Linked DNA regions of Homo sapiens: regions 1, 2, 3, 5, 6 and 7 are each linked to region 4. A link is a loop called in an ENCODE intact Hi-C map of the cell type or tissue named here. Cell type or tissue: mammary epithelial cell. All regions are shown on one strand.

The links. Peaks named below come from ENCODE experiments on the same cell type or tissue, not always from the same donor. Only the 100,000 strongest peaks of a DNase experiment are listed, where the experiment ranks them.
Region 1: a loop joins it to region 4, with 2.7 times the contacts of the local background. A loop is called at or near these places in 6 of 110 quality-filtered maps.
Region 2: it touches region 4 in a loop (15-fold over the local background); 23 of 110 quality-filtered maps call a loop at or near these places.
Region 3: it touches region 4 in a loop (13-fold over the local background); 67 of 110 quality-filtered maps call a loop at or near these places.
Region 5: it touches region 4 in a loop (13-fold over the local background); 10 of 110 quality-filtered maps call a loop at or near these places.
Region 6: a loop joins it to region 4, with 4 times the contacts of the local background. A loop is called at or near these places in 11 of 110 quality-filtered maps.
Region 7: it touches region 4 in a loop (7-fold over the local background); 3 of 110 quality-filtered maps call a loop at or near these places.

Annotation. Positions count from the first base shown.
Region 1 is chr6:130,501,321-130,505,320 of GRCh38, reverse strand. No RefSeq gene overlaps it. Among named protein-coding and RNA genes, the nearest start is that of TMEM200A, 140 kb to the right of the region's middle. In mammary epithelial cell, no CTCF peak of the experiment used is centred here; a DNase peak (open chromatin) is centred at 1,980.
Region 2 is chr6:130,363,829-130,367,828 of GRCh38, reverse strand. It overlaps TMEM200A (transmembrane protein 200A), which reads right to left and starts at 1,812. Exons shown (of 3, transcript NM_001258277.2): 1 at 1,305-1,812. It also overlaps a transcript of SAMD3 not described here. RefSeq lists a silencer at 2,279-2,378. In mammary epithelial cell, CTCF peaks have their summits at 1,391 and 2,349; DNase peaks (open chromatin) are centred at 1,018 and 1,948; H3K4me3 peaks cover 2,168 bases; H3K27ac peaks cover 1,502 bases.
Region 3 is chr6:130,321,330-130,325,329 of GRCh38, reverse strand. It overlaps LOC112267974 (a long non-coding RNA gene), which reads right to left. Exons shown (of 3, transcript XR_002956398.2): 3 at 1,828-4,000. It also overlaps a transcript of SAMD3 not described here. Among named protein-coding and RNA genes, the nearest start is that of TMEM200A, 43 kb to the left of the region's middle. In mammary epithelial cell, a CTCF peak has its summit at 2,472 (motif pointing left); no DNase peak of the experiment used is centred here.
Region 4 is chr6:130,696,087-130,700,086 of GRCh38, reverse strand. No RefSeq gene overlaps it. Among named protein-coding and RNA genes, the nearest start is that of SMLR1, 130 kb to the left of the region's middle. In mammary epithelial cell, a CTCF peak has its summit at 1,960 (motif pointing right); no DNase peak of the experiment used is centred here; H3K27ac peaks cover 260 bases.
Region 5 is chr6:130,292,144-130,296,143 of GRCh38, reverse strand. It overlaps a transcript of SAMD3 not described here. Among named protein-coding and RNA genes, the nearest start is that of SAMD3, 71 kb to the right of the region's middle. In mammary epithelial cell, a CTCF peak has its summit at 2,168 (motif pointing left); no DNase peak of the experiment used is centred here.
Region 6 is chr6:130,305,668-130,309,667 of GRCh38, reverse strand. LOC112267974 (a long non-coding RNA gene) reads right to left here and starts at 1,187. Exons shown (of 3, transcript XR_002956398.2): 1 at 1,077-1,187. It also overlaps a transcript of SAMD3 not described here. In mammary epithelial cell, no CTCF peak of the experiment used is centred here; a DNase peak (open chromatin) is centred at 1,577.
Region 7 is chr6:130,758,418-130,762,417 of GRCh38, reverse strand. All of the region lies in intron 1 of LOC105378003 (a long non-coding RNA gene), which reads left to right. Among named protein-coding and RNA genes, the nearest start is that of SMLR1, 67 kb to the left of the region's middle. In mammary epithelial cell, a CTCF peak has its summit at 2,199 (motif pointing right); no DNase peak of the experiment used is centred here.

The DNA of each region.
Region 1 (4,000 bases), 190 kb after region 4:
AACAAACATGAGAGTGCAGGTATCTCTTCAATTTATTCTAATTTCTTTTATTTTGGTTATGTACCTCACAGTGGGATTGCTGGATCATATGGTAGCTCTATTTTTAGTTTTTTGAGGAACCTCCCTGCTGTTCTCCATAGTGATTGTACATTCACACCACTACAACCCACTAACAAGGGTTCCCTTTCCTCCACGTCGTCGCCAGAATTTGTTATTGCCTATCTTTTGGATAAAAGCCATTTTAACTGGGGTGAGGTGATATCTCATTGTAGTTTTGATTTCCATTTCTCTGATGATCAGTGATGTTGAGCACATTTTCATATGTCTGTCTGCCATTTGTATATCTTCTTTTAAGAAATATCTATTTGGATCTTTTGCCCATTTAAAAAATCAGATTGGGCCGGGCGCGGTGGCTCACGCCTGTAATCCCAGCACTTTGGGAGGCCGAGGCGGGCGGATCACGAGGTCAGGAGATCGAGACCATGCCGGCTAAAACGGTGAAACCCCGTCTCTACTAAAAATACAAAAAATTAGCCGGGCGTAGTGGCGGACGCCTGTAGTCCCAGCTACTTGGGAGGCTGAGGCAGGAGAATGGCGTGAACCCGGGAGGCGGAGCTTGCAGTGAGCCGAGATCCCGCCACTGCACTCCAGCCGGGGCGACAGAGCGAGACTCCGTCTCAAAAAAAAAAAAAAAAAAATCAGATTGTTAGATTTTTTTCCTATAGAGTTGTTTGAGCTTCTTATATATATATATTCTGGTTATTAATCCCTTGTCAGACAGGTAGTTTGCAAATATTTTCTCCCCTTCTGTGGGTTGTCTCTTTGTTGATTGTTTCCTTTGCTGTGCTGAAGCTTTTTAACTTGATATGATCCCATTTGTCCATATTTGCTTTGGTTGCCTTTGCCTGTGGGGTATTACTCAATAAATCTTTGCCCAGTTCAATGTCCTGGAGCATTTCCCCAATGTGTTCTTGAAGTAGTTTCATAGTTTGAAGTCTTAGATTTAAGTCTTTACCCATTTTGATTTGATTTTTGTATATGGCAAGAGACAGGAGTCTAGTTTCATTCTTCTGCATATGGATATCCAGTTTTCCCAGCATCGTTTACTGAAGAGAGTTTCTTTTCCTCAGTCCTGGACATCCTTGTCAAAAATGAGTTCGGTAGGTGTGTGGATTTGTTTCTGGGTTCTCTATTCTGTTGCATTGGTCAGTGTGTCTGTTTTTATGTCAGTCCCATGCTATTTTGGTTACTACAGCTCTGTAGTATACTTTGAAGTCAAGTAATATGATTCCTCCAGTTTTGTTCTTCTGCTCAGAAAAATTTTGGCTATTCTGGGTCTTTTGAGATTTCATATAAATTTTAGGATTTTTTTCTATTTTTGTGGAGAATATCATTGCTATTTTGATAGAGATTGTACTGAATCTATAGATTGCTTTGGGTAGTTGGACATTTTAACAATATTGATTCTTCCAATCCATAAACATGAAATATCTTTCTGTTTTTTTGGTGTCCTCCTCAAAGTCTTTCATCAGTGTTTTACAGTTTTCATTGTAGAGATCTTTTACTTCTTTGGTTAATTCCTAAGTATTTAACTGTATTTGTGGCTATTATAAATGGGATTATTTTCTCAATTTCTTTTTCAGATTTTTCACTCTTGGCATATAGAAATGCTAGATTTCTGTATGTTGATTTTGTATCCTGCAACTTCACTGAATTTGTTTTTTGGTTCTTATAGATTTTTGGTGGAGTCTTTAGGGTTTTCCAAATATAACATCATATCATCTGCAAACAAGGATAATTTGTAGTTATAAATGTTTTAAACCATCTATTTTATTTTACTATTTAAATCTTTTCCATTGTATTTATCATATTCAATTGATTTGAGATGTTTAATTTTGATTCTGTCACAGAGCCTCTTGCTAGCTTTCCTAGGGTTGCATCACAGTCATATGAGCTAAACATGCCTCTGTCATCATCCAAGTAAAACACTTCACAAGGCAAAACCACCTGGCATAACATCAGAAACCTCCTTTCAGTTTGACATGAGTCCATTTATCAATATTTTTTGGACAAGTTCTTTTAATTCTCTAAAAATTCCTTTGCTTTATGCACTTCTGTGATTATAATAGCCTTAATTAAATATTCATTGCTGTGTAAGTATTTATTGAGCCAGAGACTGTGCCAAAATGAAAGCACTTTCTAAGTAATGAGTTCCCTCAAATGCCAATCTCAAAATTCTTACACAGTTGTTAAGTATTGGGGGTAATTTATGCAAAATATTATGGCTTCCCTTTGAAAAAAGATATTTTCTGATTATAAATATGAATATTAATTATTATTATTTGTACTATAAATATGTGCAAAATATAGAGAAATGTGTAGAAACTTGATTATCCCACTACATAGAGGGTGAACAAAAACTGGTAATATTTTGCTATATTTTCAGGCTTTTATACATGTGTTATATATATGTTAAAATAATGTTTATTTTTCTTTGATTATGATAGACGTGCTCTTTGTAGAAAATACTATAAAGTATAAAGAAAAAATCATTCTTATTTTGGTCCTTAAAGTTTTATTCCTGCTTTTATTTATTAACTTGACATTGTAGTATGTGCATTCAAGTATTCAAGTGCTTTTGTACATTAAGAAGAAAATTCTTTCAGTATCACATTGGCATCTGCTATACTTAATAACTTCTCTATTGCTAAATGTTTAGATTCTTCCAAATTTTCATTATTTTAAACAATGTGAAATGAGTATCTTTGAACCTACAGCATTTTCTTAGTTTGTTTTTCAATTCACATTATTTCCTTAATGCAGATTCCTAGAAATGGATTGCTGGTATTGTATCTATTGCCAAATTACTTTTCAGAAAGGTCATATTATTTTAAATCCCTACAAATGTTCCTTTCTATGAGTGTATAAAATATCATTACCCTGCATTTTTTAGAATGTACATTTCTTGGTAAGTAGGGATATTTGCCCATCTTTAGGCCTCTCTGCTGTGTTCTTAAAAGATTTGACAACATTCAAGGAATTATAGCTATTAGTTGTTTCATTTCACCAGAGTCTGAAGACTTCCATTGTTGAGTCCATTGCTTTTAAAATATGAATTACCTGGGGAGCTTGTTAAACTGCAGATCCTAATTCAGGAGTCTAGGGTGGGCCCTGGAATTCTGTGTTTCTAAAAACTTCCAGGCTATGGGCCTGTGGCATGGTCTCCAGATACAGAAACGTATTCAGGTGCTCCACTACTTTCTTATTAAATCTTGGGCTCCACTTCCTTCCTGCCTATGTTTATCTTATTTTTTACAGTTTGAAAATTTTCTCCTTGATAGAGAAGACCTAAGAAAAAAAAGAAAAAGAAAACGCTGAGAAATGCCACTGATTGCTATATGTTAAAATTATACCACAAAACCCCAAAAAAGTGACCTTCTCCTTTCCTTTCCATGGTTTGAAATACTTTTTAATCCTTAGTATGAGTAGACCTCAGCACATTTTAGGATCGAATCTTACTAACGTAATTCTCATTTGTCCTTCTTTTGCTCTTATCCTGCCTTTGTCCCTCCTTTTGCCATTCATCAGTATACTTAAAAATTCTGGATGCATCAGCCACAGTGAGCAGTCAAATAACTTTTTTTTTTTTTTTTTTTTTTGAGACAGAGTCTCATGCTGTCGCCCAGGCTGGAGTGCAGTGGCGTAACCTCAGCTCACTGCAACCTCCATCTCCCAGGTTCAAGTGATTCTTCTGCCTCAGCCTCCTGAGTAGCTGGGATTACAGGCACCGACCACCGTGCCCAGCTAATTTTTATATTTTTAGTAGAGACAGGTTTTTGTCACGTTGGCCAGGCTGATCTCGAAGTCCTGACCTCAAGCGATCCACCCGCCTCAGCCTCCCAGAGTGTTGAGATTACAGGCATGAGCCACTGTGCCCAGTCCACAATGACTCTTTAAATGCCCTCACATATTCTTCCTCATTGTGATAATTGCATCATCA
Region 2 (4,000 bases), 330 kb after region 4:
AAATCATTCTAAACACCTCAGTGTGTGTTTTTTACAGTAAAAAAATCATACTGTTAAATTGTCAAAGCATTTAACTATAGTTTCCACTTAATGGAAGCATTATTTTCTGTTTAGAAGGACTTCTATTCTTCACTTGAGGTGTTTATAAAGAATGAAACTACAACTACATACTTCTGTGTAGGTAAACAGTGGGAAAATAAAGTAAGGTTTAAAAAGTTTCAAAATTTAGTCTACTTTTCACAAAATGATAATGCTTTCTAGTATCAGTAGCCAAATAACAAATTGAAGGTCTTTTTATAAGTGTTCCATAATTCAAGAAACGACAAAGTAAATAGCTTTCACAAGCTCTGGTAATATTTATGCATACAGCACTATAGAAAGTGTGCCTCAAACTTGGTTTGATTGCAAAACCGAGAGTTCAATATTCTTTCTTATAAACAAGAATAATCATCGATTCTTGAAATGTTTTCTATGCAGTTGTCCATAACTACTTCTGAAGGTATTCAGAAGAGACAAGGCAAGAGACACTTTAGTCCAACATATTTAGTTTTTAAATACACCAGACTAAGGTGGACCGGACTAAGGCTGATTCCAATTAGTCAATTACCTGTATGTGCTGCATCTGCCTTTCTCTCCGACATTACCAATGCCCGGTACTGAACAATGAATTGTTATTTAAAAAAAACACACAAACACACACACATTTTTCTAAATCAAACAGCGGTAAATACACACAGAGAGCTTGCGCCTACACAATGTGAAGTGTTGGCTGGAACAATTTATAGCAAAAGAATGATTAATGAAGCAAATCTTAGAAGCCCTCAGTCCTTTCTCTTACAGACAAGACTACAGGGAGAAGAGTAGTGCTGAATTTTGCAAATAATTGCTTTGCCTCTCCATTTTGCCTGTGTAGATTCTACCCCATCCAGATACTGCTTTACGAAACCCTGACCATACTTTGCTCAATCATGAATTAACGCTGTGGACATTACAGAGAATGCTGACTCTCAGGAACCGAGACAAAGGAGGGTGTTGCTTGGAGAAACCCAGCCAGGCGCTCCAGTACTCCGGGTTCTTGGAGGCTGCCCCGCACGGCTTCTCTCGCGCTCCCGGGACTGGGGAGTCTGGACCTGATGGCGGACTTGGTTTATTTCCCAAACTTTAGGAGAGACAGCGTTTACCTAACTCTGGAGGCTGTAGCGGAGGGGAGGGGAGGGCAGAGGGCTGAAGAAGTGCCCGGTTTCGGCTGCGGTGGCCGCCCACCCACCTCCCCACTCCCGTCAGCACCCTTTCCTTCCCCTCACCTGTCCTGAGCACCGGGCCCTGGGGGTCGGGTCGCCTCTCCCTGTTCTCAGTCCTGGTCTCACTCCAGGAGCTGTCGGGACGTCGGGCGCCTCTGGAGGCGGACGAAGAAGGCGGCAGGGTCGGGGGCGTCAGCGGGAATCTCGGCCGCCGCGGGCAGCCGCGGTCTCCCTCCCCATCCCAGGGCTCGGGCGGCCACCGCGGGCGGATGAGTCAGGCGAGGGGGCGGGTGGCAAGGGGTGCAAGCGGACGGAGGGTGGGGGCGCCCCTATGCCCGCGCCGGGGGGGCACCGGAGGCCTCGGGGCAGGGGATGCGCCGCTGCCGGTGCTCACAGAGGGCCGCCGCCATCCGGGCGCAGAGTCCAGGCGCGCCTGCCCTCGGAGGGCACCGGGCGCAGCAAGCCGGGCAGGGGAGAGGGAGTCGCCGCTCAGGCGGCGCCGCCACCGCGTCCAAGAAAGACAAAAGGGACCGGGAACGGGAGGGGAAAAGTTTTCTGCTCGGCTCCAGATGGATCCCAGCCCCAAACCTCACGCCATAAAGCCCCGAAGAGGCGGGTTGGGGGCGGGGGCCGGGGCGGACTTCCAGGGGCGTGGCTGCGCGCCTGCGACCCCGGACCGTGCCAATCTCGCCGCCGCCCCAAAACCTGTGGGAAACCCCAGTCCTGCCACCCACTCCTCCTGGAGGACGCAGACAGGATCTGCTCTGCAGGAGCCCAGGCCGGCCGATCCGCGTCCCGGCCACAAAGTTGCACTTCGAGAGCCCAAATCACCCGCAGACAAAACCCATCTTTGGGAACAAAGTACCCGCTTGCAGGCGCTCTTCCCGGGCTGGAAGGCTGGCGTGCGGAAACGGACACACCCACCCGTGGGGCCCGCCTCTAGCTACCGCGGGACCACCGGTTACCGAGCCAGGGACCCGGCTCCCCCAGTTCTCCGGAGCGGCTGGGGAGCTCCAGCCGACTCGCAGTATTCCCGGAGCAGGCACCGCAGGACCCTGGCTCCACGCCCCTCGGACGCTTTCTCCTCAGATGCCGCCCGGCGGGCCGGGGTCCCCCTGGCGGGCTGCGCGGGCGCTGCGCGAGCTAAACCAAACCTGGCCGGAAAAGACGCGGCCAAGGCCCGCTCCGTCCACGCTTCCCGCCGGCCCGGCAAGGGGTTCCGGAGAACGGCTTGGGGGGGCGAGAACCATGGGCGGGGGAAATGGAAGACAGAGGGAACTGAAGCACGGGGGTCTTCGATGAGCAGTGCGGATGTTCGACTCCAAACATCAAAGCCAACGAGAGGTTCAGGTTACTCCTCCTTGACCCCAAACATCCAGTGAGTGGAGACTGGCCTGTTCACAGAGTAAAATATGTCGTCTCTAATTCGGCAAAGACGGTGATGACTGTATATATGCAGGCCAATTCCGTAAGTAAAGTTTCATGTAAAACTAATTACCGGATATTCCAACCACCCCCTGTGCAGGCCAGCCGCATGCACAAGGTGTGTGCTATGCTTGTGTCCCCTGGATCTGTTTTAAGTGATAGAAGGCAAGTATGATATTCTGGTGCAGTGTATTTGTTTATTTCGGCGTGTGATCTGTTTATCTCGTTTTCAAGAAAAGTTTGCTTCTGGGGGGGTATAAAATCCGTGTTTGGGGGGTGGGGGAGAGCCATGCAAAAATTTCCACATTAGAAAAAAAAGTCTTTAAAATCAGATATGGCAATGAGAAGAGACTGTAGAAATGGATTTCCTGTGGTATAACCTTCTTGCCTTGACTAGAAGAATTTAGAGATTGGGCACTTTTAGTGGAGATGTCACAATCAAAATGTTTTATAAAAAGAAAGAAAAGAAAACTAAAGGAGTTACGGTGGGGGAAGGATGAGTCACCTTTATAAACCATCTGTGGTTTTATTTTTACCCCACCTGCATCTAGTATTCTAGCCCACAGCCACCTGCTCAATTCTCTTAGGTTTTCTTAAATGTGTTTGTCAAGCACCATATCAAAGGAGTGTGCTTCCATTGGGCCCTCTTCCTAGTTACCTCTACATTTTATAAAGAAACACCCTGAAGCCACATTGTCTGTAAAGCTCCTGAGAGGAAACACCTCCTGGTTCCCCTCACTATCTAAGGAGTGAGTAATAGGAATAGGCTCATAGTCCATAGATCATTTGAGGTGACATCCTCTCTAAGACCCATGGTAAAACGTTTAAAATGGTCATCTAGCCATTTTAAGCATTGAGTGACTGAGCCGTCCTCAAAAAGAGACTGATGAGAGCCATGAAAAAAGGAATAAGCACATTCTTAAGGCCACAGATATTGATGCTTCCTCATTTATGAACTATGAACTCAGATTTTAGTGATTTACCAAAAAAGAAGAAAGATAGACTAAGTAAAATCACCAAAAGGGAATTATTTAGATTTCTTTTTAAAATAATTACTATTAGTCTCAGAAGAGGCGGGTAAAATGGCCTGTAAATAGAGGATTATTTGCAATTCAGTAGTCCGAGCAACTCTCAACACATTAGTTATAAATTTTCCCTGACCTTGAGTGCTCAAGGGAATCTCAGGTAAATTATTTATCCTTACTAATGGCCAATATCTTCCCATCTGACAGTGAATATACCATGCCAGTAATGGATTTTGAATTCAGCTACACATCGGCTTTGGAAATAATGGATAGAAGTCAACTATTTTCTACTTCTCGCCATCAAGTAGC
Region 3 (4,000 bases), 370 kb after region 4:
CAGCTCACGAGGTTCGCAGGTCTTTTGTCCTCACACAGCTTCCTTAGCTCTCCTTGCAGACACCATATCAAGGGACTCTTGGCCTCCATAATCATATGAGTCAATTTCCATAATAAATCCCTTCTTACATATCTCTCTATATATAAGTTCTTTTTCTCTGGAGAACCCTGACTAACATACTACATATACATAAATACATAAAACTACAATGAGATTTCTGCTAAAGGAAAAACCTGCTCGATAGAGCTCTTGTTTATGAATGGATGGATATAGTTCTTCAGAGCTGAATTGTACGTGCAGTATTTCATTTAAGGCTCCACTGATATTTATGGCAGTAAAAAGATGTTCAATTTAAAATGACAAACTTATAATTTAAAGCAATAAAAAGATACACAAGAACCCCTGGCTCCTTGGCAAGATTGGACTGCAGCCTCACAGTGTGAGGCACCGGGAAAGAATTTGTTCTTGTGTGTAGGCTGAACCCAGACCAGTAGGCGATTGCATCTGGGCAAGATCTGTGAATGAGTTAACATTTTTCTATTCCAAAAAAAAAAAAATGTTCTCCAAAAAGTAGTTTTTGTTATTTTACTTTCAGCTGTTTTCAAGGATAATGTTCAGATTTTTTGAATTCAGGAATTCACTTGAGGTATTTAACAGATCTTTCGGCTTCTTCCCAGCCTAATTTTCCTAATAAGCAGCATTTTAACCTACTTTCTTTAAGAAAAGAGAAATAACTTCAAGGGGAAAGAAAGTAGAGTAAGCTGATACAAACACTCCAGAAAGTGCTTCACAATTTGAAAAGTGTCTAAGAATGAAACTTTATATTTTGATGGTAAAAAAAGCTAGTTCCAAAAATAATTATGCCTTAATATTACACAAATTCATTCAACCATATGAAAAATATAGACTGTCAAGAATATTCTTCACAAACATTTCTTAACAGCAAAATCAATCACAGTTAACATACTCATCATATGTATGGCTTTTGCCAAATTCGAGCAGCAATCTGTTTAAAAGGAGAAAAAAGCACTAAATATGAGTCCTCGTTTCTAATCTGAAAATAAGAGGGTTGACCTAATGATCTCGAAGGTAACTGCTAATTTAAAAAGCCTGCTATCCTAGATCAGTATTTTGAGATTAAACTAATCTTTCCAAACTAAACTTTCTAAACTTTGTAAATTATTAACAGTAATTTGCTCTATGTAAAATGTTAAGACATTTTGAAGGTTTATTTAAATTTAAAGTGTTCTATTTTGAATCATGCAAGATTGATATGTTATAAAAAAAAAGTTCCAAGATGTTAAATGCCAGAGTGTATTTATTCATTCATCCCTTGTGCATCCCATGCACACCATCATATTGAGCCATTTATTTATTCATTCATTGGTTTAAATATTTATTGAGCATATGCTGCATAGCCAGCACTTAAAAGACACTAATGAAAGGGAACCAGAAGACACATTTTCTGCCCTTTTCCCTTAGAACCTGATTGGATGGGAAATTCTTTTTTTTTTTTTTTTTTTTTTTGAGACAGAGTCTACCTCTGTGACCCAGGCTGCAGTATAGTGTCACGATCTCAGCTCACTGCAACCTCCGCCTCCCGGGTTCAAACAATTCTTCTGCCTCAGCCTCCTGAGTAGCTGGGATTACAGGCACATGCCACCACGCCCAGATAAGTTTTGTATTTTAAGTAGAGATGGTGTTTCACCATGTTGGCCAGGCTGGTCTTGAACTCCTGGCCTCAAGTGATCCGCCTGCCTTGGCCTCCCAAAGTGCTAGGATTACAGGTGTGAGCCACCATGCCTGGCCTGGACAGGAAATTCCTGAATGGTGCTTAACATGTACAGCAATAGTCTAAGCACTCATCATACAAAAAAAAAAAAAATTGGAAATTTTACCTTGCAAAATATTAGTGTGTCTTTGTCCATAATTTCAGGGAAATACAAGTGAAAGAGTGAATTAAGATACTTGAATGATGTGACTTGTCAGGGATTTGCTGCCAAGAGCATCTCACAGGGAAGCCAGGAGTGTGGATGGGTAAAGAGGAAGTAGGGATCTGGGAACTGAAAACCCCAACATAGAGGCTTCAGGGAGCCTGGTTTTTGCAAGGTCTGGGAAAGAGGTATCCGTTGTCCTGTTCTCTCACTTGTCTCTATTTTATATCTGTCTAACATTCACCTATCAGAAGAATCACTTAAAAACATTATATTTATTATGAACAGCAGACATTATTTGCTGTTTTGACTTTTTATAAAATGCTCCATGGTAACTGCTTGTAAAACGGTTTTATTTTATATGTCAATGGCCTTTGCATGATAGTCCTTGTCTGACTTTCCATCTATTATTCCATGAACATTTTCTATTGTCAACTTTTAAATGCTAGGAAAAAAACAAACTAGTGGCTTGAGAGTCAAGCCTATTCCATTTTCTGTTAACCAGCAAATCACTCCCATACTGCCACCTAGTGGGCCATAGCAGCAGCTTCCACGATTGACAGAAATTGTTAATTCAAGTAAACTCAAATTTAGGATTCTTCAAAATTTCTGCTTTTGCATTAGTTGCTTGGAATACTCAAATCATCTTAACATAAAAATGATATCATGAATGGTTGTTAGGTTTCCACCTTGCTCATAAAACCATTGATCCCACATAAAACCATTGAACCATTTGCTTTGGTTTGGTTTGGTTTTTTGAGACAGTCTCACTCACTCTGTCGCCCAGGCTGGGGTGCAGTGGTGCAATCTCGGCTCACTGCAACTTCTGCCTCCCGAGTTCAAGTGATTCTCCTGCCTCAGCCTCCGAGTAGCTGGAATTACAGGCGTGTGTCACCATGCCCGGCTACTACAATGTACTTTGAATGAACACTGTCTATGTATGCAGACCTATCTGTAGTCACAGCTCCGTGGAGATGTCTCGTGTCATCTCACTTGTACCTTCTGCTCTTACTCGTCCTACAATCTATGAGAAAATGCCTGATTCCCAGCCTTCCACTCCAGCCTTGATGCCTCGACCTGTACTCTGGCTTGGGCAGAAAAAGAACTTCCTTGGGGTCCATCTCTCTCTCTCTCAGCCTGCTGCTGGTTCCTGAAGCTGTGGCTCAACCAAGAACCAGATTCCGCCTCTGTCCCTGTCCCAATTCTGGACTAGCCTCCATTCCACCCTTGCCTGGCCCCTTTGGATGCCTCGCTCCAGCCTTGCCTCTCTGATGGCTCAGTTAAACCCTCACTAATGAGTTCCCATAGTGATTTTCACCCTGTGGCTGGATCAGGCCCTCACAGCTCCTCTTGACCAGAGAGGTAGTTGTCTTCTCTGCTTATTCCTCCTTTCCAAATATTTTTAAGTGTATGATGAATTAGTAGTGTGTTTGCCTGATCCTAGGGAAAAAGGGACACAGTAGCTTAAGGAATTTCTCATTCTTCTGGTTTTCTGTGATGGCCTCTGTCCTTGAGTTGAGGTCTGAATATATGTAGAATATATCTAGCTAAAAGGAGCCTGCCTTATAGTCTAGACTTTTTTTTCAAATTTTATATAAAGGTGTCAAATATGTAATGGATATATACGTAGCTTGGCCAGGCAGTGTTTCGGGCCCTAGATATAAGATGCTGTTCTCATCTTATTTTATTGGGGGAATGAGAGACAGACAGCAAGTTAGCACATATATAACATATAATAATACTTTGAATGATGAAAAATGTCTTGAATGAGAAAAAACAAGGTAAGAGGACAATGAGTACTGGGAATTGTATGTGTCAGTGGGGATATTTTACATAGTTTTCTAAGGAACACCTCTGGATTAGTTGTCTATGGCTGCATAAAAAATTATCCAGAGGTTTAGCAGCTTAAAATAACAAACATTTATTACTTCGCCATTTCCATGGGTCAGCAATCCAGGTGCAGATGAACTGGGTGCCTGTGAATCAAGGAGGTCTCTCACAAGTCAGCCATCAGGGTTGGGGCTGCAATCATTTCCAAGCTTAACTGGGAGAGTATCTGCTTCCAA
Region 4 (4,000 bases):
CTCGTCAAAGTAGATATTATGATCCTAATATTATTGAAGATGATCACAGTAACTATAGTAAACTAGGATTTACTGAGTGTATACTACAGGACACTCCCTGTGCTCAGTGCATTATCTGCGCAGCCTCAATCAGTCTTCTGAGTTTATTGTTCCTGTTTTTTCATGAGGAAATTGAAGCCTGAGAGCTTGTGCAACTTGCCTAAGATTAAACAAGTAGAAAAAGTTAGAGGTAAGACTGGAATCTGGATGACTCCATTGCCTGGACAATTACCCCTGTATCACACTTCCAGAGTACCTTCATAAGGGCTGCACTAAAGTCAAGTGTTGGCCTTGAGTTTGGCTCCAATTTGTAGTTCAAGTTTGCTTTGACTTTGGGCTTTGGAAGGCCAAGTAGCTAAAGGCTCATTGTAGTGTCATTTGTGGCATCCTTGAACTCTCCATGAACAAATCATCATCACGTAGTTTTCATTGTCTCTAATCAATATAATCAACATTAGTAGTGTGAACAAAACTTGTCATTTGTATTTATTGTCAGTGTCTGAATAGTCACATTCAAGCATAATAACCATTTCAAATGTAATGTGAACATTTCCTTATCAGCTAAATGTTTAAATTCTCTCAGTTGAAGTATTTATTATTGTAAGACTAAAATGCTTCAGATTAATGGGGATTGTTAGAGCTATTAACTTTATGTAGCAAAACAGTTGTTATGAACTTTAAAATGGTCAAATAAAAACCTAGATTGGTAGTTACCATGAATTAGTAGATTCATGAGTTAGATAACTTTACAAATGTTTATAAAATTTTAAATAATAATATAAGAGGAAATAAAATTAAATTATACCATAATTCTCTTCACTGACTTGTTTGGTATACTGCCATTTATATTTTCAAAATATAATTTTTAGGAACTATATTTAATTTTCAGTGATTTAATTCTGTTTAGATCTTGAGTCTTTTAAGAACAAAAATCCTCTTTGGATTTTTTTTTTATTTTGAAGGAAACATTTTACAAAGTGAAATTTCACCTCAAAATTTTACAAGAAGGAAAAACTAAAAAATTGTATACAATAATATCCAGAATGAATAATCCTTGACCAAGATAGAATAAAGAATGTAAAAGATTATAAAGAAAAGAAAAAAGGATTAGGGAAAAATGAGACACCTCAAATGCATAACATTCTCACTAATCAAAGCTTAAAACAATAGACTTTACCAAAAAATAAGATTTTTAAAAATAATTTTCATTATATAGAAGCTGGAAATGAAACAAAAAATGGTGAATTGATTGTTCTAGAGTCTAGACTGCCCATCACTTTTAGTAGTTGAAGGTTTCTTTTAGGTTTTCCAAATCTATAAATTCAAAGGTACAAAGTTCTTTGTAAAAGACATGTTTCTGAAAAAAATTTTTTCCATTATATTCTGCTGTTCATGAAAAGGTTAAAAATGTTATTAGATGAACAATTTGAAAGTGACTATTCACTATGGCAATTTTTTGGCTAAAATTTTATGTTTATTCTTTTATTTTAAGATTTTTTTCTTTGAGAGCTATATTTCACTTTGGTCATCAAATTTCCAGGCAAATATTGTTATTAGCACTTGAGCGTTCATTCAAAATGTGTATATTGTTTACACTACTAATGGTTCCTGTCTATCCAGAAGACCAGACATGCATTTCTTAAAACTCAGAAATAAGAAAGTGCTTTCCAGGCATGGAAGGAAGGGCTGAAGCTCAGCCAACACCAACACTTAACTACTTCTCTTTTTCAGGAATGATTTTCTTCATTTCCAGTGTACTGGAGAGCCACTGGTAACTTTTGCTTCCTTGCTCAACCCAGAGTACTACTCATTAATTGATGAGCATTGAAAAGCTTTTGAAGGCTGTCTGAAACAGAGCTTATGCTATAAAAATTGGGGTTCCCTCTGGGGGATGTATCACTGCGCCATTAAACTTGGCCACTTGGTGGCACCAAAAAGTAAGAGCAGCACTGTACGGAGGTAACCAGTGTCTACTGCGTTACAAAGAAAAAGTAAAAAATAAACAATCACTTCTTGGAAAAAAAAAAAAACCCTCTGAATTAAATTGTTTTCTTCCTTTGTAAAATTAGGGGTGGCCAGTGGTGGAGGAAGGGGGATTGTACCAAAGAGAAAGTCCCTTAAATTCCTTTAACCTTGACATTCTATGACCCTCATGTACTGTGAGTTCCCAGTATGCTCTTTGTTAATGAGACTGAAAATGATGGTAACAGGCAACACTTACCATGTGCTTATTATGTGGCAGGGCACTGAACTACGTGTGTCATAGAGATTAGCATGAGTTTATTTTTCTTTCTTATTTTACATGAGAATTGTATAAATCCTCACAACACTATAATAGTTATTATTATTATTATTTTACACATAAGGAAAATATATAGAGGCAGAAGGACTTCTACATAGCCAGTAAGCAGTGCAGCTGGGATTTGAACTCCACAGTCAGTCTTCAGAGTCAGGGACTTCATTGCAACACTCTATTTCTGAATGACTCTTCTTATTTATAAGGGGGAGGTTTACTTCCATTCTTCTGGCCCTTAAGAAAGGAAAAACTGTTAAGGAAAAGCCTCCAACACATGCATATCCTACACAGATATGTAATCCATTTGAAAAATAATGCTTATTACTACAGCATTACCATTGGGGAATAAAAAATGATGTTCACTTACTGTACTTATTTCCAAATTTTAAGTTGCAACCCTGTCTTTAACAATTCAGAAGCACCAGAGTTTTGGTCAGGGACTCCCTTTGGAGTTCAACAGTGTTAGTAACATTTTATTGTTAGCCCATGGTCCCTGGAGAGCGTAATTACAGACCTGCAGTTTTTAAACAATGGAATGAAATGATTTAATACGGGGAGAAGAGGGGAAAAGGACAATGAGAATTAGAAAGTGCTGGAAATCACAAGAGAGGTAATAAGGGCTCAGACTGAAATGGCAGCTGTGATATTAGAGACAGAAGATGAGACACAGCACAAAAGAATAAAGAGATCTGATGAATGAATGACTTGGAGATAAGAGCCAAGGAAGAAATTCGCTATTTCCTTACTAGAGATGACTGGTGATGGTATTGTGAGTAATTCTCTGTGTTTCCTGCCCAAATGGCTGAGGCAAATAATTTTGGATAATAAGTAGAACATATCGTTAGTGGCATATGTCCTTTGGAGGCAAAACAAAACAAAAAATAAATAAACCCAACAAAAAACCCAACTGTCCACAGAATAATCTACTAAAAAAATGATCAAGTGCTAGCCATTAAAAATACAGGTTGTTCAATGTCCCTTTAAAGTTTTTTGTTGTTGTAATTTCTTGGCTATAGGGGGTGTATTTGTGGGAGCTCTTGGGGGCTATCTTAGAGGGTGCCAACAACAAGTGGTTCCTGTCTTTTTAGCTAGTTAACCAGTTTGCACAACCATCAATCAAATACACATGGGAAGCCCTGTGAGAGACCAAAATCAACTCAGGAAGCCCATTGCTAAAGTTGCTTAAAGTACAAAGACAATGTTCCATTTTTAGGAGAATAGCTTTGCAGATTCTTTTCTCTTTCTCTTTCCTCCTAACACACGAATTCTGCTGTTTTGCTAAGTAAGTGTCTATGCTGGAAAACTGATGCAGTGGTGGGGTGAATAGCAGGAGAAAAATAGAAGGTTGGCAGGTTTGTTGGAAGAATGAAAAGAAGTTGACCATTGAAGCTGCGTGGCTCTGCAATTTGATTTCTTGCTGGGATGCTCTGATCAAAGATTTGTGGGCATTAAGGTAGTAACTACTGGCCAAGATTTTGGGTTGGGGATTATCTGTGAATTTCAATTATCTATTATACTTCTTCCCTGTCCTCCATTACCAAAATAATGGAAATTTGGCTACATAAACAGAACATATGAAAGCTAGAATACCACAATACCTCTTGCAATCAGCTTTCACACTTACCAAGTAGGACAATGGCCTTTGGATATATGGACATAAATCTT
Region 5 (4,000 bases), 400 kb after region 4:
TTCTTGGCATTCTCTTTTCATCCACCAACATGGTCCCCCATGGGACCCCGTGGGCCACCTGGATACTGATTTGCATCAAGAATTGAGGAGGCCTCAGGAAATGAAGAGGAAGGGAAGAAGCGGGTGACAGGAAGCAGGAGAAGGCAAGGCAGGAGAAAGAGACAAGGCAAGACCTCAGTACTCAGTATTATGTTTTTGTTTCCCATATTGCAGTCTCCAAGTGTCTTTACTGATGTGTCTATGTTTGGGAAAACTAAACTTGCCATTTTTACTATTATGTCTATGCCTAGGGTCAAGAAGGGCAGGGAAGTGGCAGCAGCCTAGAAAGCAGGTATAATGCAGTAAGGGGCAACAAATAGAAAAGCCCAGAACATCAGTCCATAGCAGCATGATATGGAATGACTGACTACCCAATATCCATTTTCTACCCCACCTGGGTCTGGGAGAGGGGGGACAAGGATCACTGATTAATATGGGCCAATTATGATAATCCCATTCCCCTTGCTGGAAGTTGTCAGTGGAAAGGCCTAAGCTCATTTAAACCAATGAGAGATGAGGAGAGTTTTGCTGTGGTCTCCTAGGAAAGAAATATCTTAACTCTTAAGAGTAAGTTACAAACAGTCAAGTTCTTTCTTCTTAGACTTGAAAATGGAAGCCTGTATTCCCAAATGCTACTGACTACAATCCTATGACCGCAAGAGAAATTTAGGATGCAATTTATCTAGTGGATGTAGTTGCAGATAGACAAAAAGAACCCAAGTCCATCTCATCAAACCACCACCTCTGAGGCATGCCCTACCTCTGCAGTGCCTTGATGTGAGTCAATACCTTCAATAGTGAAGCCCAACTTGAGTCAGGTTTATGCCAGTTGAAGCTGAAAACTTTGTAACTGATACAGACTGATAAAAAAATAATCAGAGAGGCTGGACGTGGTGGCTCACGCCTATAATCCCAGCACTTTGGGAGGCCGAGGTGGATGGTTCACCTGAGGTCGGGAGTTCGAGACCAGCCTGACCAACACAGAGAAACCTCATCTCTACTAAAAATACAAAATTAGCTGGATGTGGTGGTGCATGCCTGTAATCCCAGCTACTTGGGAGGCTGAGGCGGGAGAATTGCTTGAACCCTGAAGGCAGAGGTTGCGGAAAGGTGAGATCGTGCCGTTGCACTCCAGCCCGGGCAACAAGAGCAAAACTCCGTAAAAAAAAAAAAAAAAAAAAAAAAAAAAAAAAAATCAGAGAAATGTATGGAAAAATTAGACATTCCTGGAATTCAAAAATATTATAGGAAAGAAATACAATAACAATAAATAAATTGCCTGCAAATAATCAAGGTATGCAAGATTGGACTATAATTGTTGGATACTGAAGGGCAAACTGACCCTGGAGATGAAGGACTTGGAGGCATTCGAGACATTCAGAATACTCAATCATGTACAAATTTTTACACAACCAAAAAGCAGGGAGTTATATAATTTTGAGGTCATTCTAACAGCCATATTGCAAAAAAAAAAAAAATTAATCCTTGCAAAAATAAAAATTAATCCTTGAAATTAGAAACATTAATAAATATGTCATGCTAATGATTAAGATCTTTTTCAGTTGAATGAAATATAAGAATAAAAAAGAAACAATGTTTTACCTTGGTTCTTAATCATTAACCCTCCTTCTGAAGAGTCTAAAGAACTTCACAAATAAAATAAACATTAATAACGAGGGGCTGAACAGAATTCCTTTTAAAAAATACACACAGTGTTCAAGCAAATATTTTCTTAGATTAGTCTGAAATACCCTGAAGAAAAGTTTATTCAAGATTCTCTGAAGTGATTTTCAGAGTTGTGTAGATTTTAGGCTTGCTTTGCTTTAAACAAAGCCTTTTGAAGTCTAGTATAATAAGTATGGCATAGCATCCTTGAGCTCATCCAAATTGAAATTAAAGAAGAAAAATAGTTATCCTGTTAAGTAAGCAGTCTCCTTTTAAAAATATGAAACTATGATTTAAAAAATCATAATGTATTCTTGCTTACTAGCTCTTCAAATCTGTATCTCTCAGTCCCTACTGTCACACCAAAGGAATGTCTTGGGGGTGAAATCTCTGTCCTTTACAGAGGAGAGGCAATCACTTAAATCAAGGTAATCCAAGAGGTTGTCTGCCCTCTTCTGGTCAGTCTTGAAGCCTGAGCAGGCTCTGCTCCCACTGCTAAGATGCTGTGTGCATAAGGCCCATGTTGTGAGTGTCTTTCCTTACCCGTATAGCATAAGACTTCCGCAACATCAAAAGCCAATCCCTATCAAGAAAAGTTTAGAGACTCACGAGACAAACTATGAAGTCTTTGGTAGTATGGAGCACTAAAAACAAGTTTTCAGCATAAAGTGGTGTGGAGTGCCCCTAAATCTGGTGACACAATCCACTCACTTCTGGCAATTATAAAATAGAGTCAGTCCTCATTGAATTAATCATATGTCAACATCAAATATTATCCTACATCTTTCAGGACTGGTTTTTAAAAATGTTTATGGAAACTGTGGAAGCATCACTGGGGCTATTCTTAGGACTATAATATAACTAAAGAAAGCAACTTCCTACTTAAGGATATTGTCACCTATCACAAAAAAACATGGTCACAAAAAGGTGGTAATCTGTGTAAGAGAGTAATATTTTAGATAATAACATTATTTCGATCTTTGTCTAAAGGAAAGAGGCAATGCAGCCAGAAAACACCTGTTTTTTAATTACTAGAGTGAGGGGACCAGAATGTTGTGATACATTGTGGGTCAAGGATACTTGTGAGCTTTTCATCAATAGCCTCAGTCAAAGATGTCAAATACACAGCAAGCTCAGCTCACACTAGCAGTCTTGGACAGGTGTAAGACACTGTCATTCAATCATAGCATTCCTTTTCACTGGCCTCAAATGTCATTTTGAACTACTTTCCAACCCAGCACCCCAAGCAAATGGAGTTGGTCCGTAATATAAAACCAAAATGCTTCTCTAGTATAGATGCAACTGTCAAGTTCCCGTTAACCAAATTGTGAACTCTTGAAACATAATTTTAAATACTAATTGAGGATTAGGGACTTTGATGCAAGGAGAAAGCAGTAACTTAGATTAATCTTCCATTAATTAGAAACAGATAGAAACAGCTTTCATTGTAACTGAATAAATTGACATTGTGAATCACATACACAACAATCATTTCTGAGTTTGACACTTAACAGTTGTTCCTGGCCGGGCATGGTGGTTCACGCATGTAATCCCAGCACTTTGGGAGGCCGAGGCGGGCAGATCACGAGGTCAGGAGATCGAGACCATCCTGGCTAACACAGTGAAACCCCGTCTCTACTAAAAATACAAAAAATTAGCCGGGCGTGGTGACGGGCGCCTGTAGTCCCAGCTACTTGGGAGGCTGAGGCAGGAGAATGGTGTGAACCTGGGAGGTGGAGCTTGCAGTGAGCCAAGATCAAGCCACTGCACTCCAGCCTGGGCGACAGAGCGAGACTCTCTCTCAAAAACAAAACAAAACAAAACAAACAAACAAACAAAAAAGAGTTGTTCCGGGCCGGGCATGGTGACACACGCCTGGAATCCCAGCACTTTGAGAGGCCAAGGCAAGTGGATCACCTGAGATCAGGAGTTCGAGACCAGCCCGGCCAACAGGGTGAAACCCTGTGTCTACTAAAAATACAAAAATTAGCCGGGCATGGTGGCGCATGTCTGGAATCCCAGCTACTTGGGAGGCTGACGCAGGAGAACTGCTTGAGCCCGGGAGGTGGAGGTTGCAGTGAGCTGAGATTGCGCCACTGAACTCCAGCACTCCAGCACTCCAGCCTGGGTGACAAGAGCGAGACTCCGTCTCAAAAAAAAAAAAAAAAGAAAGAAAGAAAAAAAAAGTTATTCCTGAGAATTGAATCACCTAAGTTCTAAGTTCCTGATGAAACTGAAGTTCAAAATGTGAAAATCTAGGATCCGCATTCTGGGTCAGTGGCTCTGCCTACTTACT
Region 6 (4,000 bases), 390 kb after region 4:
TTCATCCTTCTTGGTTACTGTTAGGCTTTTTGCTGTTTTCAATTCCACTGCTTGGTGGCTAGATGCGCTTTGACTTAAGCACTTCAAGAGGACCACACCTGTGCTACTTGTTCTGATTTTTTTACTCTGTAGTTGCCGATATCAATGATTTTAAAAGCACTAGCATTGACTTTGTGGACTTAAAAGCAACAACAATAATGGATTCAAGAACAGTAGCTACAATTTATTGAGCATGTTTTGTGTGCCATGATATTAAATATAATACCATCTGATCTGCTTCCCACAAAAGCCCTGTGAAGTGGGGGATATTATTATACCCATTTTACAGATAAGGAAAGTGAAACTTGCTGAAAGTCATACAAGCTAGAGCTGGGTTATAAACACAGAATTTGGAATCTAACATTTATGCTCTTATGCCTCACATTCTAGTTTCCCCACATTGTAAGTAGTAGTATTTTCTGACTGTTTATACTATGCAAGGGATGATATCAAGTACTCTACATGCATCTTTTAAGTTATGACTACAGTGCTTGAAATACTCTGTCTCTTGTCTAATGAACTTGGAGAAGGCTCTCTTCTCACTAGGGTCAAACTTATGTAATAAGACTGCTGAAAGTTGTAGCCAAACCTTATTATCAGAGATCAAATATGAGTGTGGATTTTGCCATTCACCAACTTGGTGAAGTTATTTAAATTCTCTGATTCTTTTTCATTAAAATAAGGATAATAATTATGCCTGTTTCATGAGTCTTAAAGAGAATTATGAATTATTTCATTAAAGATCACCATGCACTCATTCTCAATAAATTTCAGCTATTGTGATATTAATTTTGGTATTTTACATATGAAAGGTAGATTTATAACTCTCATTCCCAAGTAGCTTGGGCCATTTTTATGTGGAGGTAGGTCAAAATGGCAATTGTGAATCAGTATCTAAGAAGTGTTTCAGCATCCTGATTTACTTCTATATTGGGGTCAATTCATTTCTCACTGAAAAAATTTTCCCCTTGATTTGAGGCAGACTTTATCCTTCCCTTGTTCCAGAGTCCTAATCTAGTTATCTAGAAAATACTTACTAGCCCAGAAATTCATTTTATCTATCTTTTACAAGGTCCAATGTGTTACCATCAAAATTGGGTATTATGCTATTTCCAGGATGGCCCAACCTTCTAGGTTGGCCTACAGATGAGCTTTCTCCCCAAGGACATTTCCTACACACACACACAAAAGAATAGAATAGAATAGAATAGAATAGAATAGAATAGAATAGAATAGAATAGAATAGAATAGAATAGAATAGAATAGAATAGAATAGAATTCTATGAACTTGCCAAATTGAGGAGGTTGAGATACAATGAGGACCTCGACTCTCTCCAGAATTTATAGGCATCTAAAAACCTTCCAAGATTATTATAACTTCCTGGAGAGAGAAGCTGTCCCTCATACCCCAGGAATTTCTTAGTCATGCACACCAGTTTCTGATTTAGTCAAGACTAACAGAGCTAAACCAAACAAACCCAAACAAATAAAGTAAAGGTCAAACAAAAGCTTGTTTGTTCAGAGAGGCCAAATGTGCATCAGAATGTGAGAGAAACCTTCCAGGATTATATGGTATCTACATTTAACCAATGATGGGTGTTCTTTAAAAACTTAAGTTTAAAATATTTGATGGGAGGCCCTCAGACTACCTGTGAGATGAAACTCTTCTGGCTCATGTTTGGCCACATACATCTATGTCAAAAGATATTATGAAAGCACAGGTCTTAACTGGCTATACACAAACTGGTTTTTTACAATCTTTGGTTCTAAAACAACTGTCTCAAATTCTATAGATGCTAAACCCTCTCAGACCAGCATCTATCTGCTTATACAAAAACATTGATTATAATGATTAAGTTAAATAAAGTGTGGGCCTACTACATTTTGTAACCAAAGCTTTTAAAAGCTTATTCTAACTTGTGGACATAACCATTAGCAACCAATTGACCTAAATTAATTCTGTAGTAAAATTCTATAAAAATGAACTGAGGATCATAGTTATTTGATTTTCAAAATTCTCTATTTTCCCCATGGTTTGTGGAACAGTCCACCCCAATATTAAGCCCAATTTTCCTTTATTAAATTATAAACCTAAGTTTCTTAAATCAATATTCTAATTCCTCTCTTAAAGAATATTTGAATAATACCATTAATAGGTCTTTGAAGAACTCTTATTTTCACAGTTAATTACAAAGAAAAGAAGGAAAAGAAAGCTTAACTCCAAATCTATCTCTCCCAATGCTCACAAAAAGATTAGCTACGTAATTTTTCAGAGACCCATGCAAAATAAAAATGTGGGACCTCTTGTTCAAAAATTAAAAACTCCAAGACAGCAACAGCAGAGCATTACAGTGCAAGAGACGGCCCTGTGGACCTGCACAGATCTCATGCCCTTGTGAGCCTTGCTCACAACTGCATTCACCCCATGTATAATCTCTCACATTTAGGGAATGCTTCTTTTCACTCCATGTGTAAGTTTAGATATGTGTATAAAGTTTGATCTTTGTGAATTCACAAATATCACAGAATTCTTTAGATACATGAAAGTGTGTCCAGAAGCACAAAAAATACAGTAAAAATGTATTAAAATGATTCAAAAAGGCTAGGAAACAGAGAGAATGAGAGAATAAGTCAGAACAATAGCTAGATCATCCGCATCTTTTGTCACATTTTAGAAATAGAACCTCAGTAGTGAAGTAGTAGTTAAAACTTTAATCAGTAGCTTAAAATATCATTATAGAAAGAAAACACCAGGATGAGATGGTTTATCAGTTGGTTCTGGCAAATATTAATTAATAGTTTCATGTTCATGAACTCTTTCAAAGAATAGAAAAAGAAAGAACATTCTCTGTCTCATTCTATAAGGTTAGTATAAATCTTGATACTGTGATGTCTAATGTTTTCTCTCTACTCCATACTTGCCCTGTATACACTTATCTTTGGGGCTGGAAGTCTGCAAGCTATATTTCATAATCTCCTTGCCATCTGGCTTCCTGTTTGTTCCTGCTAATGTGAGGCACTGACAAGAGACTGGACAGTTAGTGGAATAGAAGCAATTTGTTTCTAATTTCTGTCGGTTCAACCAGCCATGGTAGATTTAGCTGTCATGGTGGCAGCCACCTGTGAGAGTAGATGCTTAGCAGAAGAGTAACTGCTTAGTCAACTTCCTTCCAGCTACAGCAGCCTCAGAATCGTAGCAAACATAGGCATCAGGTAATATCATTTTTCTTTTGCTTCTCTAACCCTCATTTACCTTCATTGGGTAATTAATCTTTCCTTTTTTGTTCCTCTAACTCTCCTAACAACTTTGTAATAAATTTAATTTCCTGTTTTAAATTTCACCTTCTTGCAAGTCTAAAATGATCCTATATTTTTCTGCTTAGACAGTGATTAATTTAGTGCTTAAATAATCCAAGAATAGTTGATAAAGTAAATATTTTTTAAGTAAAAATGTCCTGCTATGGTCTGAATGTTTGTACACTCCCTACCCAATTCATACGTTGAAACCTAATCCTTAGTGTGATAGTATTGGAAGGTGGAGCTTCTGGGAGGTAACTAGATCAGTGGGATTAGTGTCCTTATAAAAGAGACCCTAGAGAACTGCCTTTTCCTTCCACCATGTGAGGACACATTGTAAGGCATCATCTATGAACCAAAAGCTGGCTCTCACTGGACACTGAATCTGCTGCCATCTTGATCTTGGACTTCCAAGTATTCAGAAATAGGAGAAATAAATTTATTTTGTTTGTAAGTTATGCAGTTTATGGTGTTTTGTTATAGAAGCCCAAACAGACTAGGACAAGTCCTAAACAAAATATTAGCATTAGCAATATTAGCACATTAGCAATTTATTTTAAAAGATGAGATTGCCAAGTTGTATTTATTCCAAGATTTCAAGGTTGTTTGAATATCAGCAGATCAATCAACACATTGCATCCCAATAATATCTGAAAGGAGGAAA
Region 7 (4,000 bases), 62 kb before region 4:
GCACGCAATGTGAAATAAGCACATCACGGAGAATGGGGTATCCATTCTGTTAAGCATTTATCCTTCGCGTTAAAACAATCCAATTACATTCTTTAAGCTATTTAAAAATATACAGTTAAGTTATTTATGATTGTCACCCTATTGTGCTATCAAATAGTAGGTCTTATTCATTCTTTCTATTTTTTTGTACCCATTAATCATCTGATAAGGTTTGGCTGTGTCCTCACCCAAATCTCATCTTGAATTCCCATGTGTTGTGGGAGGAACCCGGTGGGAGGTGATTGAATCATGTGGACAGGTCTTTCCTGTGCTGTTCTCGTGATAGTGAATGGGTCTCATGAGATCTGATGGTTTTATAAGGGGGAGTTTCCCTGCACAGTCTCTCTCTCTTTGCCTACTGCTATTCATATAAGATGTGACTTGCTCCTCCTTGCCTTCTGCCATGATTGTGAGGTCTCCCCAGCCATGTGGAACTGTAAGTCCATTAAACCTCTTTCTCTTGTAAATAGCCCAGCATCGGGTATGTCTTTTTTAGCAGCATGAGAACGGACTTAGCAGAACATCTTTGAGTCTCATTTTTCTGTTGAAAATATTTATATCTTATCATAATTTTATGGTGTGGTGTTTTCCAGTAAGTTGCATTGCTCCTTTTTTTTTTTTTTTTTTTTTTTTTGAGACAAGGTCTCCTTCTGTCACCTACGCTGGAGTGCAGTGGCAGAATCTCAGCTCACTGCAACCTCCACCTCCTGGGTTCAAGTGATTCTTGTGCCTCAGCTTCCCAAGTAGCTGAGACTATAATTACACACCACCATGCCTGGCTAAGTTTTGAATGTTTTGGTAGAGATGGGGTTTCATCATGTTGGCCAGACTGGTCTTAAATTCTTGACCTCATGTGATCCACCCTCCTCAGCCTCCCAAAGTACTGGGATTACTGGTGTGAGCCACTGAACCCGGCCAAGTTATATTGCTTCTTAAGTAACTTGCATGTGATGTTTCTTAAATAGTTTTAGTGGAAATATCATTAAATTGAACCAGTAGCTAATCCACCATAAAGAATTTTTCCAGGAATAGATGTTCCATTGTCATCTGGATTCTACTCTTTCTAAAGAAAAGAAAACCATAATTATTATGATTGATCCCTTTATGGGATGAATCTTTTGAAACTCTGGCTGCTTTTAAGAGTTTTCACTTCATTTTTTTTTCTTTAAGTTTTCTTATAATGTTACCAGTTGTGGTTTTATTTGTTTTTATCCTATTTGGAATTCACTAAGCTTCCCAAATCTGTTTTTGCTTAAATATAGAAAAATTTTGGCCCATGTTTCTTCAAATGTAATTTTTTGCTTGACTTTTTTTTTTTCTCTCCTTTCTTTCTGGGGCTCCAGTTACATATATGTTAAATGCTTGATATTATTCCACAAGTAAATCAGGTTCTGTTTATTTTAAAAAATATTTACCTTTTCTGTGCTTCAATTTAGATGACTTTCGTTCACTTGTCTTCAAATTCACTAACTCTTTTTTCGTGATGGCCAATTTTTTAAATTTTTGCATAATACATGCTCATGTCTTGGGGGTACATGTTACAATTTAATACATTCATATAATTTGTACAGATCAAATCAGTGTAATTGGGATACACATCATCTTAAATATTTGTCTTTCTTTATTCTAGAAACATTCAAATTATTCTCTTCTAGCTATGTTGAAATATATAATGGATTATTATAAACTAGAGCTACCCTACTTATCTGTCAAACATTAGGTCTTATTTCTTCTATCAAGCTGTATATCTGTATCCATTAATAACTTCTCTTCATCTTCCCCTTATCCTTCTCAGGTTCTGGTAAGCACCAGTCTACTCTTTACCTTCATGAGACCCACTGTTTTAGCTCCCAAATATGAGTGAGAACATGCAATATTTGTCTTTCTGTGCTTGGCTTATTTCACTTAAAATAATGACCTCTAAGTCTATCCATGTTGCTGCAAATGACAGGACTTCATTCTTTTTTACGACTAAATAATATTCCATTGTGTATATGCAGCCAAATTTTCTTTATTCATCCACTGATAGACACAGGTTAATTTCAATATTTTGTATGTTGTGAATAGTGCTGCAGTAAATAAGGGAGTGCTCTTTCTTTATAATTTACCAGTTGATTTTCTCTTTCCTCCCAACCCCGACCAGGTCACTGCCTCCCTTTGAGCACTAGATGGTGCTTTAAGCACAGGTTGTCTAGGTTCTAGTAAATGTCCCAAAGGGAATATCCTGATAGAGTGGGAAGACTGGCTAGGGTGTCATGCCCAGGAAACCTGCAGGACAATCCTATAGCATGGTGCTGCTGAATAGCCACTCTGATTTGGCATCTCCTTTGGCTGAATTACAGAGCAGTTTCCAGGCCTAGGATGGTAGTCCTGCCTCCCCTCTTTGTTTTTGGCTGTCCTCAGGGCTATTTCTCCCTTCAGGCACTCCTGTTGATTCCTGGGGCTGAGGCAAGGACAGATCTTCTGCCAGGAAACCCAAGATGATGGGGAAGCCAGTTGTCCATCTTCACCTCACTTTTTGAGAAACCATGAGTCAGGGAAAAATTTTCTGTGCACTTGGTGCTAGGCAGATTGGGGGAAGGATGTCACAGACATGGAAGTCTGATTCTCTTACTGTCTACTAAGAGATTCTGAGTTTCTTCATTTCTTTGTGGCCTCAGGAACTGTCTCATTCTCATATTTTAGTTTTGGATATTATTGCTGGTGATAATCTTGGGGCTGTATATTTGTTTTTGGTTTTCTGTTGGGAGAGTGGTGCCAGCTAGCTTCTATGCTTCCATTTTGGAATGAGAAATTTCTCAAGAGATTTATTGTATATCATGGTGACTACAGTTAATAACAATATATTGTATATTTGAAAATTGCTAAGACAGTAGTTTTTAAGTGTCTGTACCACAAAAAATATAAGTATATGAAGTATTGCATATATTAAATAACTTGATTTAGCCATTCCTCAATGTATACATGTATTAAAACATCATGTTGCACACCATAAACATATACAGTGTTTTATTGTCAATTAAAATAATTAAGTAAAGAAAACCCCCAAATAAATTACTGTGCTAGGTACTATGAAGCAGTTCAAAATAGAATAAGTTCTCAAGAAGCTTTCAATTCCATATAGATGATAAGAGAATCAAGTTAAAAGATAAATTCAGAAAACAGAACAGCTGTGTTGCTGCTTGTTTTCTTTGTCAGACTTGGATCTCTCATCCAACAAATGAGAGTACTAATGCCTATTCCATAGGATCATTGTGAGAAATTTGTCAGATTAATGTTTATAAAATGCCTAGGGTAGTGTTTGGCGCTTAATTGGCATTCATTAGATGACAGGGTGGCTTGTGGCTGATGTGGCCTCTGCTGTTCTTCCTGTTGGTGTTGTTGATGCTCACCAATGAAAGCAGTCAGGAAACCTCCATTTTACACATGATTGAACTGGAAGGACATTGTATTTGAATTCTAAATAAATGGGAGTACGCATTGGTGTGTTCTAAAGATCTTCCCGAGAAGAAGGTGTGGGGAGAGACAATGCAGGAAATACCCATTTTGACTTCCTTATAGGTCTGCCCTAAGGAGAAACCATATACCCAGGGCCTGGGGAAGTTGAGTAAGGGATTCAAGACCAGGAGAGGTTGAACCTCCCTTCACAGCTACACATCTCTTCTTGTTATTTCAGGAATTGAAAGGCCTGAAAAACAAACAAGACAGATATTTTTCTAATCTTTCAGAAGCTGACTCTCCCACAGTCCCCTAGAGCTAGGCCCAAAGCACAGTCCAGTGGAGAATGGGTAGGGAAACAAATTGGGTCTCTGCTTTTCCCAATCTCTCTTCCTTCGTCTATTGTTCTCTATTTCTCTGTTTCACCCAGAAAACCTCCGCTTCTGTACTGTAACCCCCAGATTCTGAACTCAAAACTGACTTATCTTGATACCAGTCCTCACTATCAAATGCTCCAGAAAGG